2 separate regions of the Homo sapiens genome follow, and region 1 is linked to region 2. Evidence: chromatin contacts called from ENCODE Hi-C or POLR2A ChIA-PET data. All regions are on one chromosome and are shown on one strand. The core of a region is the stretch at or near the end of the contact, and the rest is flanking DNA. Distances in the headings are between cores, read along the strand shown.

Region 1 (2,960 bases), core at 210-2,709, 190 kb before region 2:
CCCGTAGGCATTTCCCTGCCAGCCGGCTCCCTGCACTCTTTCTCGTCTCAGGGACTGGCATCAAGCCTGGCCACCTTCCTTGGCTTCCCCTCACACCCCAGTGCTGTCGTGATCCTGACAAACAGACCTGCTGCTCCCTCCCTGCTCCCAGGCCCGCTGTCTCTCCTGGATTAGATCAGCCTCCTCCTGGGCTCTGCTTCTGCCTTGCGCCTGCAGTCTGTGTTCCTCTCAGAGACAGAGGGATCCGTTCAAGTCATGTCGCCTGCTGCTCAAAACCAGTGCCTTCCAACCTCACAAGTCCCCAGGGCCCTTCCTCTCCTCTCGGATCGCACCTTTTACCGGCTTCCCCCTACACACTCTGTCCGCGAAAACCCGCCTCCCCACCTGGACGCATCCGCACGCTTGTAGGCTGCTGTGGTCACTGCCTGGGGTTCCCTTTCCTGCACAGCGCAGCAGCATCTTCATTTCACTCCTGCCTCTGCACAAATGTCGCCTTTCAGACACCCTCTCCAGCCACCCTGTCTAACACAACATGACTCCCACCCTGGCCCTGCCCCCCATGCTTTATTTTTCTTCAAGTCACTTATTGTAGAATTATTTGTTACTTCCTTTACTATCTGTCTCTCTCTGAGAAGGAAAGCTTCAGAAGGCCAAAACTCCATCCCTCTAGTTCACTGCTGTAGTCCCAGCCACCAGAACAGGGCCTGGTTCACAGTAGGTACTCAATGAATATTTGTGCAGTGAGAGAACGAAGGCATTGGAAGAGACAAGCTCTAATTCTTTTTCTTTTTTTTTTTCGAGATGGGGTCTCATTTTGTTGCCCAGGCTGGACTGCAGTGGTGCAATCATAGCTCACTGCAGCCTCAACCTCCTGGGCTCAAGCGATCCTCCTGCCTCAGCCTCCCGAATAGCTGGGATTATAGGCGTGTGCCACCACGCCTGGCTAAATTTTTTTTTTTTTTTGAGAGACGGGGTCTCATTAGGTTGCCCAGGCTGGTCTCGAAAACCTGGCTTTAAGTGATCCACTCAGCCTCACAAAATGCTGGGATTACAGGTGCGAGGCACCACACCTGGTCATAAACTCTAATTCTTATAAGAACCCTATTTCTCCAGGGAACATTGACACCCCAGCTATTCAACTTTCTCTTGATGTTGACACATTGTTAAAATCAGAGAATAAAAGTCAAATCCTTTGCACTTGAGCCCGGGAGTCAGTGGATAGAACAGAAGTCCAGAGGCAAGCAACCTCCTCTCAGACCACCATGTGGACGGGGCCAGCTCAGAGCACGGCTTCCCTGACCGGGCCGTCCACCCCACCCGCCCACACCCCTCCCACGGCAGCCTCCTGCCAGCACCCGCACCCACCCATCAGGGCGCCGAGTGGCCGGCGGGCGGAATGAAAGGGCTGCTGTCAGCAGCTGCGGATAGGGCTCCTCAAGGTTAGGCGGGCGTTATCAGTGCCCGGCGCGAGCTCAGTCACGGAATGATGTTTTCCAAATGTTTGCTCAGTATTAGCAGGGTCGGGGACCTAATGTAACTTCTATTGAATATTAACCGACCTGGGCAGAGGCGGAGAGGTGATGAGCCTGTCTTCCCAGGGAACTCCTGGGTAGGGGGCTGTGGGGAGCAGGGCAGGGGCTTCCGAGGAAGGCCTCTTCAGATGGCCCCTGGCCCATCACCTACGCTCACCTCCTGCAACTCTGGGTCCGCTTTCTGGGCTGGGTTTTTGATGCCAGGAGCCGAATATTTGTCCTGGGCCTGACAGCTTAGGCCAAGGCAGGTGTCTGTCTCCCTGGCTTTCGGTTGCAGGAAAGAATTCTTGACCTGCTGTTGGCCCACTGACCCCCAGGGTTCTCCCTGGATTCTTTGGCCTTCCAGGGAGCCCCTTCCAGCCATGGTGGACTATCCTGTGGCAGAGACTTATAGGCCCATGAGACCTGAAGCCCCTCTCTGTGGTCGAGAGAAAGTTTCAGCCATCTAGATCAAGAAATGTGCCTCCCAAGCTGATCACTGCAAGTTTCACTCCAGGGAGCTTGGTGTCTGCTCAGCTCTGGGGAGCCTGAGTTCTAGACCTGACTCCACCCCTGACCCGTCACATCACCTCTCTAGCCTCAGTGTCCTCTTCTGTAAAGTGGGGAGCAGGTAGATTTGATGACCTCTTATAGACTCAGCTGGTCTTGAAATCCTACCTTTCCAGCTCACACTTTCTGGTTCTCAGGGACTATTTTAGGGTTTCAGTCCTCAAATTCTCCTAAGGTCATCAAGAAAAAGAAATAAAAACTTGTCCCAACTCTCCTGGCCAGTGAGACTTCCACCGAGACTTTCTTTTGGCTTTGGGAGCTTCCCAGCAGGCTGAGGAGGGGTGGTGGGGCCTAGAAGACAGGCACAGCTAGGAATACCCTCATTTCCTATGGCTTGACCACAGTGGCAACTGAACACTTTGTCACTCTGGCCCGTTCTCAAAACAACCAAGTGACTGCATGTGTCATGATCTTCCAGGTAACCCAGGCATGTAAACAAACACTAGCATCGACTAACCCACGCTCACTCGCCATCAGCCAACTCTCCTATCCTCCGGGCAGCATGTCCGTTTCCCTGGGCCAGGAAGCAAGCAGCTATTTTCAAGGCTGAGCTAAGGCTGAATGGTCTGGGGCTCTCATCCCCCTTCCAGGAGCCTAGTAAGGGGTTTGCTGGCTTTGCAGCAGCTCAAGAAAGGGCCAGGGGCCGGGCGCAGTGGCTCATGCCTATAATCCCAGCACTTTGGGAGGCCGAGGCGGATCACCTGAGGTCAGGGGTTCCAGACCAGCCTGGCCAATATGGTGAAACCCTGTCTCTACTAAAAATACAAAATTAGCCAGGTGTGGTGGCACATGCCTGTAATCCCAGCTACTTGGGAGGCTGAGGCAGGAGAATCACTCACACCCAGGAGGTGGAGGTTGCAGTGAGCCGAGATACTGCCA
Region 2 (3,351 bases), core at 241-2,740:
CCGACCCAGAGAGAGAGAGAAGGGGGGTGGGTGGAGAGGGGAAGAAGTAGAGCCACTGGCTAAGGCTCCAACAGGGAGAAAAGGACAGGAGCTCTGTGGGGAACCTGGGTAGAAGGGGGCTTTGTGGGTTTGGGGTTTGCTTTTTTTGTTTTTGGTTTTACTATGACAGAAGACATGATGTGTGTTTGCATATACAGAAGAAAGTGAGTTTCCTGAGAAGGGAGGAGAGCTGGGATTGGTTTTAGCTAGGAGGAGGGAAAGGAGAAAGGATGGCTATAGAGACAGGCAAAGATAAGGGATGGAGAGCAAGATTTCATATCTATTGGTTTCTGAAAACACAGATATACTTTTCTGGTGAAAACTTCTCTTCTCCCCCTCAGGCAGAGTTAGATGCTCATGAATACATAAGCTGAAAATGAAATACTTTGAAAAATGATAGCTAGCTGAGTGTCAACACTTGAGGGGCAAGATTGGTTTTGAGCATATGGAGGGTAAAGAAAGAATTCTTGAGAGTTAGGCTGAGCCAGGAAACTGCAATACACTTTCCTGAACTGTGTTCAAATGTGGAGTAAGCTGAAGACTCTCACCAAGACACAGCTCAGTTCAAACTGAAAAACCAAACCCACCTATTCTTTAATTGGGCAGATATAATAATTTATGAATTCCTAAAGGCTTAGCTCAGCAGCTTTAGAGCAGGAACTCTAAACTTTGTTTTGTTTTGCACAGGTTATACACTGACATGATTCAAAAATCAGAACACAAGGTATACACTCAGAAGCCCGGCCCCTCCTGCTGGCCCCCAACCACTTCCTGAAACACTTCTTAGTTACTTGTCTAGCTTATCAGTTTTTCTTTATGAAGATAGAAGCAATACAAACATATATTCTTAGCTGTACGTCGTGCTTTTTTTCACCTATATCTTAGAGATCTTTCCTCAGCGCACACACAGCTTCCTCAAACTTTTTCCCAGTTATATAGTATTTTGCTTTGTGGATGCACCAGTCCTGTACATACACTTCAGTTGTTTCTGATCTTTTGCTATTGCAGCCAATGTTGCAATGGATCATCTTTTACATAAATTATTACATATAGGTACAAATGTCATCTACAGGGTAGACTCTTAGACTTGTAATTTTGGTAGATATTGCCCAAATCAACAGGGCTGTCAATTTCACAATCCCACTGGTAATGTATTAAAAGTCCTGCTATTTATTCTCCCGACTCCCCCACCTCCAGCCCCATCCACAGGGCATGCTGTCAAGCTTTGGGATTTCTGCCAATCTGACAGGTTAAAAATGGTATCTCCGCATACTTTTTATAAGCACTTCTCTTTGAAGATTGAGATTGAGCATTTTTTCATAAGTTTAAGTGCTATTTGTATTTCTTTTGCTGTGAACCGTCTGCTCATGTCCTTTGCTCACTTTCTCTATTCGGCTGCTGCAGGAGAAGTCCTTAACCAGTGGTCTGTGGCTTTCTCGGAGGAAGGGAGGGAGGGCTGTCTTGTGACTCAGATAAGGTTAAGAATTGTAGGGAAAAAAACCGCTCACCCTAACCTGATACCTATTTTGTGGTATACATAGAGATGTTTAAGTTTTAAAAACTTTTAACTGAAGTTTAGTTATACGCACAGAAAAATGTACATATACCACATTATAGCACACACTCCTATAACCAACATCGGGTCAAAGAACAATATTACCAGCACCCCAAAAGCCCCTCTCAACACTCCCTTCCAATCCTTACCACATGGAGATTCTTTCTTCTGCAGCTTTATTTCTTGATTCTATTCTAAAGGCAAGTGATCCACAAATCCCGGGTCTTCCACAGTTTTGAAGCCACAGTGAAGGGCTTCACCAACGGTAAGGAAAGAGGCCCTGCAGTCCTAGGGCTCCCTCTGCTGGTGATCAGCAGCTACCAGGAAAAGCTGCCCCTCCCCTCCTGGAGCTCTGAGGATTGACTGGAGTCTTGGAAATCAAATTGGTGCAGGCTTAATGGGAATCGGCACACAGGCGCATGGCTGAGGCATCAGAGTCCTCCTTTACCTCCTTTACTCTCCATCCTGTTAACATTTCGGGAAAGCAACTATCAAAACAATAGACCACAGTAGCTTGGGGGCTATGAAGAGAATGACAAGAAAGAGCGGCGAATTCCCGCTTCCCAACCCTTGCCTATTCCCCATCCACAAAAACAGGAGGCTGTTGTGAAAGGTCCTGCTGCTTGAATCAACTGTCAAAGGCATCAACAGTCCCCAGTCATGTTTCCAGAAAGCCAGTAGACAACTGGAATTATTTGCTGAGATGACTGACTGACTGATGGACTCACTGGCTCCTGTGGTAGGTACAGCTCCTATTCTGGTGGACTGCATGCGAAGTCCCATGGGACAACGGGGTCGGGCCATTTAACACACACAGGGGAGCAGGAGTTGAGGGAGGGAAAGTCAACATAATAGGTTTTTCTTGCCCTCCAGAAATTTAGAATCTAGCAGGAGATACAAGAAATGTACGGGTAAAGGGCTGAAAATAAGTTCAGGAGGGACCTGAAGAAGCTCCAGGTGAAATGTTACTGTGGTCGTAGAGACAGGGAGGGGACCTGAGCTGACGAAGTGGACGGGTGGTAGACAGAGGAGCTGGAGGCTCTTCAGTTGTAGGGAGGGGCAAAAAACAGATGCCCAGAGAAGCCAACAGGCCCCCAGTGGACTCTCATGGTAGAAGAAAGTGGGGAGGATCACCACCATTGAGGCAGGTCCTTAGGGCTGTGGCTCCAGGAACTCCATTTTGTCAGGGTACCCAGAGCCAAACAAATTCTGCGGGATGGACTATCTGTTGACTGAAGATCTATAAGCCAGGTGCAGTGTATTCATTTGCAGAAAGGACTATGTCCTTCCCACAACTGGAATGCTTGTGTTTGCCTTCCAGGGCTCCCTTGTTTCTTTCCTCTGATTATCTCCCACCCTCTCCTTAAGGGTCCTGACCTTTCCTGTGGCTTCAATGGCCACCTGTATGCAGACTCCACAGTCTTTATTTCCAGTCCCCACCTCCCATGTGAGCTTCAGAACCATATATCTGCATGCCTGCTAGACACCTCCACGCGGCTGCCCCACGGATCTCTCAGGTTCACTCTGTCCAAACTGAACTAATTTAGAGATATATCAGCACAGAGAGGCAGTGACAGCACAGACTCTACCAAGCTGCCTAGGTTCAAATTCTAGCTCTGCCACTTGTTAGCTGTGTGACCTTGGTGAGTTACTTAACTTCTCTTTGCTTCAGTTTCCTCATCTGGAAGATGAGTGTGATAATGGTAATCTCATAGAATTGTGGTGAGAATTAAAATGAGTCTTCTGATGCATAGGAA

What was found. Hi-C counts contacts between places; a loop is a spot of excess contacts on that map. ChIA-PET counts read pairs that join two places held with the same protein, here RNA polymerase II (POLR2A). Pooled maps may share reads with other maps.
Region 1: a map of Caco-2 shows a loop between it and region 2 (6-fold over the local background). The contact joins two enhancer-like sites. A Hi-C loop is called at or near these places in 1 of 168 maps with a recorded cell type or tissue (Caco-2) and 1 of 50 pooled maps. POLR2A ChIA-PET finds 5 or more read pairs at or near these places in 3 of 52 experiments (Caco-2, HepG2 and MCF 10A).

The regions. Positions count from the first base shown.
Region 1 is chr20:44,409,895-44,412,854 of GRCh38, reverse strand. All of the region lies in intron 3 of HNF4A (hepatocyte nuclear factor 4 alpha), which reads right to left. Among named protein-coding and RNA genes, the nearest start is that of MIR3646, 3.3 kb to the right of the region's middle. Within about 2 kb of position 1,459, at least 4 of the 41 ENCODE cell types and tissues checked have a DNase peak (open chromatin) inside an H3K27ac peak, as active enhancers do.
Region 2 is chr20:44,216,075-44,219,425 of GRCh38, reverse strand. All of the region lies in intron 2 of OSER1-DT (OSER1 divergent transcript), which reads right to left. Among named protein-coding and RNA genes, the nearest start is that of OSER1-DT, 6.8 kb to the right of the region's middle. Within about 2 kb of position 1,490, at least 6 of the 41 ENCODE cell types and tissues checked have a DNase peak (open chromatin) inside an H3K27ac peak, as active enhancers do.